2 separate regions of the Homo sapiens genome follow, and region 1 is linked to region 2. The links are chromatin loops, found by intact Hi-C in ENCODE. Cell type or tissue: Calu3. All regions are shown on one strand. Each heading gives the region's core, and the rest is flanking DNA. Links, peaks and the distances in the headings are about the cores only. Region 1 has its middle 200 kb from the start of LRRIQ3. Region 2 holds the start of LINC02238 (long intergenic non-protein coding RNA 2238).

Region 1 (5,397 bases), core at 343-5,342, 320 kb before region 2:
GGACCATACTACCATGTGAGATGCAGCCAAATGTTCAATGGTGTATCTGTCAGTTCGGTGTGACTTTCTCACATTACTTCACTGACTTGTGGGAATAAAAACTATACTAGTTATCTAGCTAGGCCCATGATTCTGAAGCAGAACATTGATTCCATAGCCCTCCTAACTTTCTAGCCAGTACTCCTGTATTCAACCTATCTCCTTCTTTTATGCCTTATTCTTTTTCTTATCCCTCTTTTTCAACCTAAGCACTGAGATGTCTCTGTTCAACTATATTAACTTTGGGTAATAATATCAATATCCTTCCTCTGTTCTGGGCTCATTCCCTATTTCTCCACATTCTCCAATACCCTGTCTAGTAGGCAGTATTACTTCTATCAGTGAATTGAAACCAGCTGCAAGCAGATTTTGAAGAGTGAAACTAGAATATGAGGCTGTCCTGAAAGCGAATGTCTTTTTTTATTCATGTTTTCAAAATTATTTTATTGAGATATAACATACATAGAAATGCATATATCTTAAATGTATGGCTTGATAATTTCTACTTATATACATGTTACAGATGAATTTATATTCCCATGTTACCACAGCTTAGATGAAGATTATGATTATTTTGTATTATTAGTTTTTTAAAGTTTGCCTCTACTGGTGAGTGCATAGTGGTGTTTCATTGTGGTTTTAATTTGCACTTATTTGATGACGTGTCCATATCATTTATGTTTGGCTCTTGTAAATAACAAGAATTATTTTATTCCAATAAGACAAATTTTAATAATGAGTTTCGTATATTTATATTTACTGTGATTACAGAAATATTTGGATTTTTTTACCATTTACTTTATACTTTGTGGGTCATTCATAATGAAAAGAAAGCTAGGGTGGCAATATTAGTACTTGTGTGGTGAAGAACTAACTTTACCAAAAGAGAAGTCTGGCCTTTGTCTTGGCTCCAGGAGGTAGCCTCTAAACCCTTTGAATTTTCCAAGTAATTGGAGTGTCTTTGTTATGGTGGGCCTGTTAGAACCCACTTGATAGAGAGTTATGCTGATTAGGTGACTGATGGTTAGCTCCTAGATAGTTTATGCTGAGGAGTTGACTAGGTTGGATTTGGCCATACTGGAAAGATCAACCTTATATTTTTATATCACCCTAACCCCAGTGGAAGCGAGAGCTAACTGGAGACTGAGTCAGTGGACAATGATTCAATCAATTGTGTCTACAGAGTTAGAGTCCGATTTAAAAAAAACAAAAACAAAACTCTTAACACTGAAGCTCAGTGAGCTTTCCCTGGTTGGCAATACTCTTGAGTATCGTCGCACTTTGACACTGAGAAGATGATGAAAACTGTGTTTTGAACTCTCTGAGTCTTCACTCTATGCATCTCTTCTAATTTGGGAATATATATATTATATATGCTATATAATATATATATTAAAACTATAACTTTAAGTATTAGACTTTCTTCTAGTGAGTCCTGTGAATTTTTCTCTTGAAAAATCAAACTTGAGAGTGGTTGTTGAAACACTCTAATTTGTCACCAACTGGTCAAAAGTAAAAGTGGCCCTGGGGACTCCTGACTCTTAACCTGTGAAGTTTAGCCTACATCGGGTAGTATTAAATTATACAGAATTTAAGATGAATGTTATTAAGAATAAAGAGGGACACGATATATTATAAAGTAATAAATTTCTTAGGAAAATATAAACAGTCTAGTTAAACAGTCATAAAATATGGAAAGCAAAATCTGCTGGAACAGAAAAAAATAATTTATCCCTATAAGGGGAGATATTAATGTACTTTTATTAATCAATCAGTTAGGCAGTGAAATAAATTAATAATGATATAGACAATATGGACAGCATAATTAACAATTAACAAGTTTGATTTATCTATCTATTTAGCACCTAAGAAGTAGAAAATGCACATTTTCAAGCTCACATGAAACATTTTTAAAAAAATGACTGTGTGCTAATCATAATGAAAGTCTCAATAAATCCAAAGACAATGATAATATATACAACTTACATTAAAAAAAAAAGAAAACTGTGCCCTTTTGCTGAATGTACACTTTTATCTGTGTTTCTTTTTCAAGTAAGAGGCCTCTGGCACACTAAATAAGATCACTTGAGCGATGGAGTCTCTTTCTAATAAAAGTGATTGTAGGAGCTGTGGAGAGCCAGCGAGCCTTGAAATTTTGGCTCCTGCGGTCTGCCAACTTGATATTGGGAGATCACTCTCAGTGTGTGTGTGTGTGTGTGTGTGTGTGTGTGTGTGTGTGTGTGTGCATCTGTATATGTGTATGCATTTGCATGAAATTTAGCACCCCTCATTGACTTTACTCTTAACTCCAACTCCTTACTTTGTATCTTTTCTTCGACTATTTCTTGACTTTCTTGGGAGGCTGCTGGCATAGCTGTCTCAGTAATTAATGTTATGGAAAGTCTCATCAAGGATGCTGAACAGAAAAATGAATTCCAATATGCACAAATGTATAATATTAACATTTAGCTCTAGGGTATTGTTCTTAATTGTCTTGCATTATAATTTGTTTCATAACTGCTTCAATTGATCTTACAGTGATTCAAAATATTTTAATTGCAGGATGAAGTCCATTTAAAAGATTGAAAAATAAAAAATGATTCCAGGACCATGAGTTCCTTTGTTCTTTGTTTTTGATTTTTAATATTTCAGACTAGTGATTTTGCCTATGCAGTGCTATACTTTACTTTGTGCCAGGGCTCCCCAAACTCTAATGTGAAAACCATTTGCCTAATCATCTTGTTAAAGTGCAGATTCTAAGAGGGTCTGGGAAGAGGACTGAGATTCTGAATTCCTAACGAGCTCCCAGATGTTTCTTGTACCTAAAGTGTGGTCAGCAGACTGCACCTTTGCACATCAAAGCTCTGTATTGTTCTGAACTGTACTATCCTATTCAACATAGTACAATAATTGGACTTGTTCAGATATTTAACCCTGAATCAGTTAAAAATATTTTATAAACCAAAAAACATTTTTAAGAAAATATAAGATAAAACAGTATTTAAACATGGTGAGTTAATAAATAAATTATGTATATAGAACATAAACATTTGTTGTTAGGTCTGTTGAGAGGACCTTTTTTTCAACAAATGTGTTCACATACTTATTGCAAGAAAGAAGTGCCATTTGTTTTAATTTGATTTTGTAGTATTTACCAGTAGATGGCAGTACATATTCAAGCTTATGGCAAGACAGTTACTGTAACTAAAACAGTGTCCCCTAACATTCAAGAAGGCAGTCTTTCTGTAAGTGCTCCTCAAGCCCCAAGACAGAGTCATGGAACTCTTATTTGCAACGCATTTTTATTTGATATAGGCTCTAAACATCCTTTTTTATTCAACTTGAATGTTAATAAATATTTTCACTTTAGAAAATCAGAAAAACACTCTAAGAGGTCAAATGAGAAAAAATGAAGTTAGGACTATAGCAGATGGAGATTTAGTTTACATTTGTACATTGGGTGTGTGTAGGGGGGGAAATAATCCTCTTTCAAAGCATGTATCAAATAAAACACAAATCTGGAATTAGGGTAAAGAAAATATTTTTTAAAATTATCGCAAGGAGGAAAGAGAATAGAAGGAGGGGAATTGTAATAGAAGGAGGGGGACTACTGTAATAGATCGTGAGACCTGCCAGTATTCAAAGATTAAACAAAAAGAGTTTTCCTTTTATAATAAGAAGTAAACAAGGCTAGAAAAAAATTAGGTGTGGAGAAATGGGATGAAAGAGTGGACAGCAGATTGGACAGTAAATAAGAAACTGTGTTACTGAGATTATTCGCAGGAGTTGCTGTTAAGGGGCTGTCTGCTGGTTTAGTCTGAAGGTGGTTCAAAGTTCAGGGACCTAGGGGAAGCAGAGATGCTTTAACAAAGCTTGCTTAACAAGCATTTTGTTCTCATTGATCCGTGGGGACCAGCAGTTCAGTTAACTATTAATGAAGCAAAGAATGGGAGTTTGGAGGGTTTTGTCTGGATTGGTCATAGGTAAACCAAGGAAAGCATCCCTAAATAAGTCATAGGGAAGGCTGTTTCTTTGTAGTAAGGTATCTTTGGGGACACAAAAGGATGGGGATATTTCTTTAACACCTTTGTTTTCCAAGATCCCTGGGTTCTAGTAAAATTCTACATTGTCATAGCTAAAAAGTCTAAATAAGGGATTTAAATGAATTTTTATAGTTATGGTTGCATTTATTCCATAAATGTTTATTGGAATTCAAGCAATGTGTAGGAATGGGCTCTGGTCATTTAATGGTCCAAATGTTATGGCTAAAAATGCTCCCCAAGGATCTTACTACATATCCAGTCCAAAGCATTCTATAGTTACATAGGTAATTTGAAAAACATGGTTTGATTTTTTCCTAAATAATGTAAGTTAATAAGCCAAAGTAAATGCTTAATAAATGTTGGTTTGATAAATGAATGAATACATGTTCTGCATTAAACATATTATTACATGTTTATATATTTGACTGAACTGAATAAGACTTAAAGTTAAATTTCTCAAAATATTTCCTTGCTGCTCGTGGACAAAATCTTCCCAGGTATTTCCTATGAAGTCTAAGTGCTGCTTTTCAGGGTGCACTTATGTCTTTACTTGTAAGTTTACAAAATCGAATTTTTCTGTCTTTCTAGAAGTAGTATTGTGACTTATACCTTTCTGAATAAAACAGCAGCAACAACAACAACAACGTTTATGGACATAAACTGAGGGAATAAGGGCATATTTCAATTCCTATACCTAACATTAGGATTTCAAAAATAGGCCTTCTCTCCATCTCCTACTTACGAAGGGGATGTGATTTCAGGTGGAGAGTGAGGGTCTGGGAAACATCATTTATATTTAAACCCTTAATATATGTTTCTCATCTAATGCCCTCAATAGTATTGCAGGGTACATGTTTTAATAATGTTCTTATAGATTAAAATATTTTCCCAAATACACAGAAATAAAACACAAAAGTGACAGAGAGGGCTCTGAATAAATTCATTATATGTGTATATATATATATGTGTGTGTGTGTGTGTGTATATATGTGTGTATATATATGTGTGTGTATATATATGTGTGTGTATATATATATGTGTGTGTGTGTGTGCATATATATATATATATATATATATTTATTTATTTATTTTAACAAAATAATTACTCTATCCTGGAGCAGGGCAACATGCTGGAAGGTACAAGGCTAAAATAAAAATTGTCTCTGCTGTTAAATTTTTGCCACCTAAAGAAACCAACTAATGTAGATCTCAGGATAGCATTCTGTCTGAGTGTAGGGGAAGCAGCAGAGAGAAGTGATAAATTCTTCAATGGACAAAGTTGATGGTCAAGAAAGACTTGAGAATATGTGCCACG
Region 2 (5,397 bases), core at 273-5,272:
ATCTCCATGCCATTCCTTTTCTAATTTTCTGTCATTTTTCATATGGTTCCATCTGTCTGAAATATCTATCACTCCTCTTGGCCATCTGTCAAACTCCTGTTCATAGATTTTAGCTTAAAAATTAACTATCAGATGAAAACTTCCCTGATACACCAAAGAAGGTTGAAATTTCAACTCTTCTGTTCTTCTATGCCCTTTGTGTGTACTTCCAGCATCTCTTTAACATGTCTCTGAGCTCCTAAAAGATAGAGTCTGAATATATATACTTAGTAACGAAGACATAAATTTTCAAAACTTTTATGAAATGAAGCCTGACATACAGAGGAAAGATGCTAGAGAAATTCATATCAAAGAACAGGTCTTTTATTCCTATGATGTTCCTTAGGAACAACTTTCTTGTTAATAATTGATCAATTTTATAGTGTAATGAAAATTGACTCCAAAGTCTCCAAATTGTCTAGACATCTTTATTATTCAGGTAGACTAACTTTTTTAAAGAAGCAAGCTGCAAATTAAAGTGTTTACCATGATAAATTTTATTTTTTGTTTATATAAATTCCAATGCTGATGTTCTTATCAAGTAGCTCAACAGGGTGGCTCTCTTTCACATGATGTCTCTCACTAATTCAGGCTTCATTCATTTTGTGAACCTACCATCTGTAAAACTAGGTTTTTAAATTGATTAAAAATGAGAGCAGAGCACGTATACTTAATAATGACAGTCTGTAATTGACACTTATCACTTCTGATCATGTTTCATTAACCAGAATTAGTCACATAGCACCATCTAGATACGAGAGAGACAGCAAATGTTATACTGTAGAAGACCATGAATATTGGTGGTCTGTTAGCCTTCTGTGTCGAACAAGTGAACTGGCATAAATGTCTGCAAATACTAAGTATTGTCTAAAATCAAGGATCTGATAACTGAAAAGAATTGAAATTTTCCAAAATACTCATCTGTAGATGACTAGAGAAGAGACTTAACTATGGATTAATAAACTATTTTTTCTGAAATGCTCTTTTTAATTTGGATTACTCTTTTAAGTTACAACTTGACAGTTTTAAAAATGCACAACTATGCCTGGCTCCCTGCCTTTTATTATTGTTTCAGAGGAAATATTTTTGGAGGAAATATGCTTTGGAAGAAATATTCATGGCCCAGTATAAAAAATTGGTTTTATTTAAAGTTCAGAAAATTGGTACCAGGTATTAGAATTTTGTTTTGTCCTTGATCTAAGTGATCTCTGTGAAATGCTTATTTCATTTACAATTACTCTTCCTATCTGACTTTTGTTTTTGTTCTGTGAAAAATGGGCTCACAATTCTAGCTCAATCATAATAAAATTGAGTATTGGTACTTTTTGTTATTGAACTCATATATGCACTTATATGGTATCTAGATTCTAAGAGAACTAGCTCATGCTATTTTCTTGACAAATTGCTTCTTGATTGGTATCTACATGTGAAGTAAACTACAAGGCCCATGACTTTTGTAAAATTTCAGTTAGATTAAATTGAGTAAGTTTATTTTCTGTAGAATATACCAAAAATATTTTATATGCTACTTTTATCCTATTGGAATTAGCTAATAATGATACCTCACATCATTGGTCTTACTTAATCTTTAGAGCAATCCCATAAGACAGATATATTTTTATTATCTTAATTTTATGAGCCTGTGAAAATGCAAAATGGTAATGCTAAGGTCACAATATTAACAAGTGCTAGAACTGGGGCAGCCTGATTCTAGTCTGCATGCTTAACCACAATGACTTAGTGCTACTACTACTGTAGCAGCTTATTTAGCATTACAAAGATGTATCACTAAGGGCATAATAAAAGCAAATGAAGACTTTTAGTCTTATTTGATAGATATATATTTATTAATTACTTATTAATGATGATATATATTTGAATGAACAGATTTATGAGTTCCAGGAATAAGAAAGACTCCTATTTTCAGAAGGGCCAGATGGTATAAATGATAAAGTATTATAACATTTTAGAGGGTACTGAGTTTTAGATTATGGGCTTTGCTTCAAAATCAAGAGTTGAATTTCAAGAAATAAATTTATATAAAACAGTTTTACTTATACTACATTAAATGAGTTGGGTTGCTCTGTTTCACGTGGCTCAATCTGTGACATTATATTTCTGAAACCATTGCTTTGCCATCGTTTCTTACTATCCCCTCCTAGACTTGCTAGTAAGTTGATGTGCTTCCAACATGACAGCTGCAACAAAATGGCTATTTTGGGAGCGAACTATTATAAATGTATAGAAAGAAAGATGGGTATTTTACTTGCTACTTCATGCAGGTTGCAACACTAGTATATATGATGTGATTAGATATTTTCAAGAACAGAGAAAATATTTTCTATTAAATGAGTTTAATTTTTCACTTCTTTCTATTCCACTGTTTTAACAGAGCCAATTATGTAGCTTAGAAATACAAATGTACTTTAAGAAATAACTCTTGCCTTAAGAAAAAGAAGGTATTATTTACTTTGAGACACGTGATATTAATATAAATCATTGCTGTGGTGCTAGCATAGGATACATTAAAGTCATTTACATTTGTTTATAAAGCTCCTCCCCTTTACAAAATAACTACTAGTAAATCTCTAAGCAGTAATTAAAGGAATTGAAGGTAGTATTGAAATATTTAATAGTACCCCCAAAATTCGATACTCTATAATTGAGACTTTAACCATTCTTAATAAATGCTCTAATTTGCCAAAAATTTGACTAAACTTTTTATGTGTACTTCATGTAGACATCAAATCTTTACTATTTATACCAAAAAACAAAAATAACAATAACAACAGTAACAAAACATCACACATGCTTACCTAGTATATAATTCTTGTAAGATTTTTCTGCCTTCTTAAGTAAATATTCCAGGATATTAAGATAAAGAAAGATTTAGCATTTTTATGGTCAATATTTTTTCCATGTTGCAGGTAAATTCTAAATATTAAATTTACTTTAGACCCTTAACATTTACTTGGATTTTGATATCATTTAAATACATATATATATAGAATGCTTCTCCTCAATTTATTTTGCAAAACATGGGTATATTTTACACAGCACAGGTATATTTTACTTAGTTTATATGGAGGCTTTGCAAATCTCTTAGTCTTTGCCTGTCTTAATTTTCTCAGTGTGAATGAAAGAAGATATATGTTAAAGATTAGAAATAATTTGAAAATAGTACCTAGAATATATTAAGCACTCAGTAAGTAGTAGCTAAATTTAAAATGGTAAAAATATGTATTTGAAACAGATTTTAGTGATTATATGAATTATAGTAAATTCTTAGAATATATGGCAACAATTTTGATCCTTCCACACACCCACAGTCATTTAGTGATTATGTCAAAATTGGTTTCTCGAGCACGTCCTCAGTACTGTCTGCTTTCTACTTTCACCTGTTGTTATTTAGTCACCACTAGATGGTGTCCTTTTATGTTAGTAGCTTTTAACTCAGTTTTCACCAGGAAAGAGGTTTCATTATTCCTTCCTTCTTTCTTTTCTTCATTCACTCATTTATTTCTTCATTTATTCATTCATCCCATCCATCCATTCATCCATCCATCCATCCATCCCTCCACCCACTCAGCTATCCATCCATTCACTCATGCTACCATTCATTTAATAGAACTTAATTGAAAAACAATCATGTGCTGGGCAGTGAAAATTTAAAAATAAAACAAAACTAAAACCAATTAAAAAAACCTTGGAATTTTACGTTGCCTCTGTCCTTAAAGAGCTCATAGACTATTTAAAGTACTTTTATTCAGAAAGCACTTACTGGGCACATACCTGTGTCATCTTCTGTTCTAGGTATTGTGAGCATAGATGAAGAAAAACAGGGAAAGCATCCTACCCTCTTGGAACTTGTATTGGCATAGAGAACAAGCAAACCAACCAATAGCTGTACAGAAAAAAATAGAAGGTAATTTCATACAAGTGATAAAAGGTAGCTTAGGGGATAGTTACCCCGACTGAACAAAACCTTTTCTCGTGCTCAGAGATACATAACTTATAGAATCCATTTTTATAAATAGGATTTTTTTCAGTGTTTCTGTTTTGATTACACTGCTTGCCATTGTCCCACTGTGCTTTAGTTTGTCCTAAAGCTAAATGTCCAGGAATTATAATTGATTTTTATTTTCAGCTAATTAATACTTCTCTAAAGTAGTTTATTTTGCCAGTTTGGGAAATGAGAACAAATATCTCTCTGGTCTCTTCTCTTTCTTCATAGTATTAGGCTAAAATGGAAATTGGGGCTATTCTTTTTCTTTGTCCACTTGAGTGTGTCTGGTGAAGGAAACCTCCCAGCTGGAATCAGATACTTGTACAGGAAAAGAACTGCTGAATGCCTAAGGCATGTCTGAGCAAGCTTTACTGCCCTATTTATAAGACAACAGGGTGCTTTGCTTAGAAAGCCCAGCTTCTTCTGGGAGCCCACAGGCAAATCTGTTACCAGGCAACAGATTTCTTATGAAAGCCAAATATAAAAGCCTACATCATTAATTAAACAGATAAGAATACAGTCTTCCCACAGTTACTAACCTGCAAACAATATAGTTCTGCATCTAATATGTATCAATCGCCATTTTGGTTTTAAAAGGATGCTATTGTTTTCAGTCATATACAGCGGGTAATTGCTGTGAGGGTAAGAAGGGAAATGGCCTGTATTAAAAGTTCACTTAGTAATTACAGTGAATGAATAATTTTTATCTATTAAAAATACAGTATAGCCATGAGGTCTATATTTAAACTTCAGGAAAGGTGCACATACTGATGTTATCAGTTTAGCATAAGAGGTGTCGTTTCAGTCTTAAGTGACAGGCAGAGGACAGACAGAGAACAAACAAGTCATAATATAATAGACCCAGAGAGAGCCAAAGAAGCAGAAAAAAAATTACACAACCCCAAATCTCAGCAGGTCATAGTCAGTATTTAAATCCCCCAAATCATATAGGAAGGGGGTATTGTACAACTGACCAGTGACCAGACTCACAATGCAGTTTTCATTATAAATATAAAACAGAGGTAATCTGCATTCTATTATTTTCTTAAGCGCTACCAAACCACGACAAATAAGTGTGACAGGTACAGAAAGATAGAAGGACCCAGGATCTAACATTGTACTAAGAGGTGAGTGATAGGTACCGGGAGGTAGGAGGACTCAGGACTAATTTTCCTCCTAATGAAAGATGAGAATAAGCTATTTGTAGGAAGATGTTAGTTTAATAATCTTAGAAAGTATGAGCTGACTTGAATATTAACTCAGAGTATTTGGTGAGAACTGATTCTCCACTTCCAACGGTAATCTCTATAACTGGTTTAAATAGTGATCTCAGTACAGTTTACAGTCCTCTG

What was found. Hi-C counts contacts between places; a loop is a spot of excess contacts. Peaks named below come from ENCODE experiments on the same cell type or tissue, not always from the same donor. Only the 100,000 strongest peaks of a DNase experiment are listed, where the experiment ranks them.
Region 1: it touches region 2 in a loop (2.5-fold over the local background); 6 of 110 quality-filtered maps call a loop at or near these places.

The regions. Positions count from the first base shown.
Region 1 is chr1:73,996,362-74,001,758 of GRCh38, reverse strand. No RefSeq gene overlaps it. Among named protein-coding and RNA genes, the nearest start is that of LRRIQ3, 200 kb to the left of the region's middle. In Calu3, for the core only: a CTCF peak has its summit at 3,216 (motif pointing right); no DNase peak of the experiment used is centred there.
Region 2 is chr1:73,673,200-73,678,596 of GRCh38, reverse strand. It overlaps LINC02238 (long intergenic non-protein coding RNA 2238), which reads right to left and starts at 3,918. Exons shown (of 4, transcript NR_146300.1): 1 at 3,821-3,918. In Calu3, for the core only: a CTCF peak has its summit at 3,393; no DNase peak of the experiment used is centred there.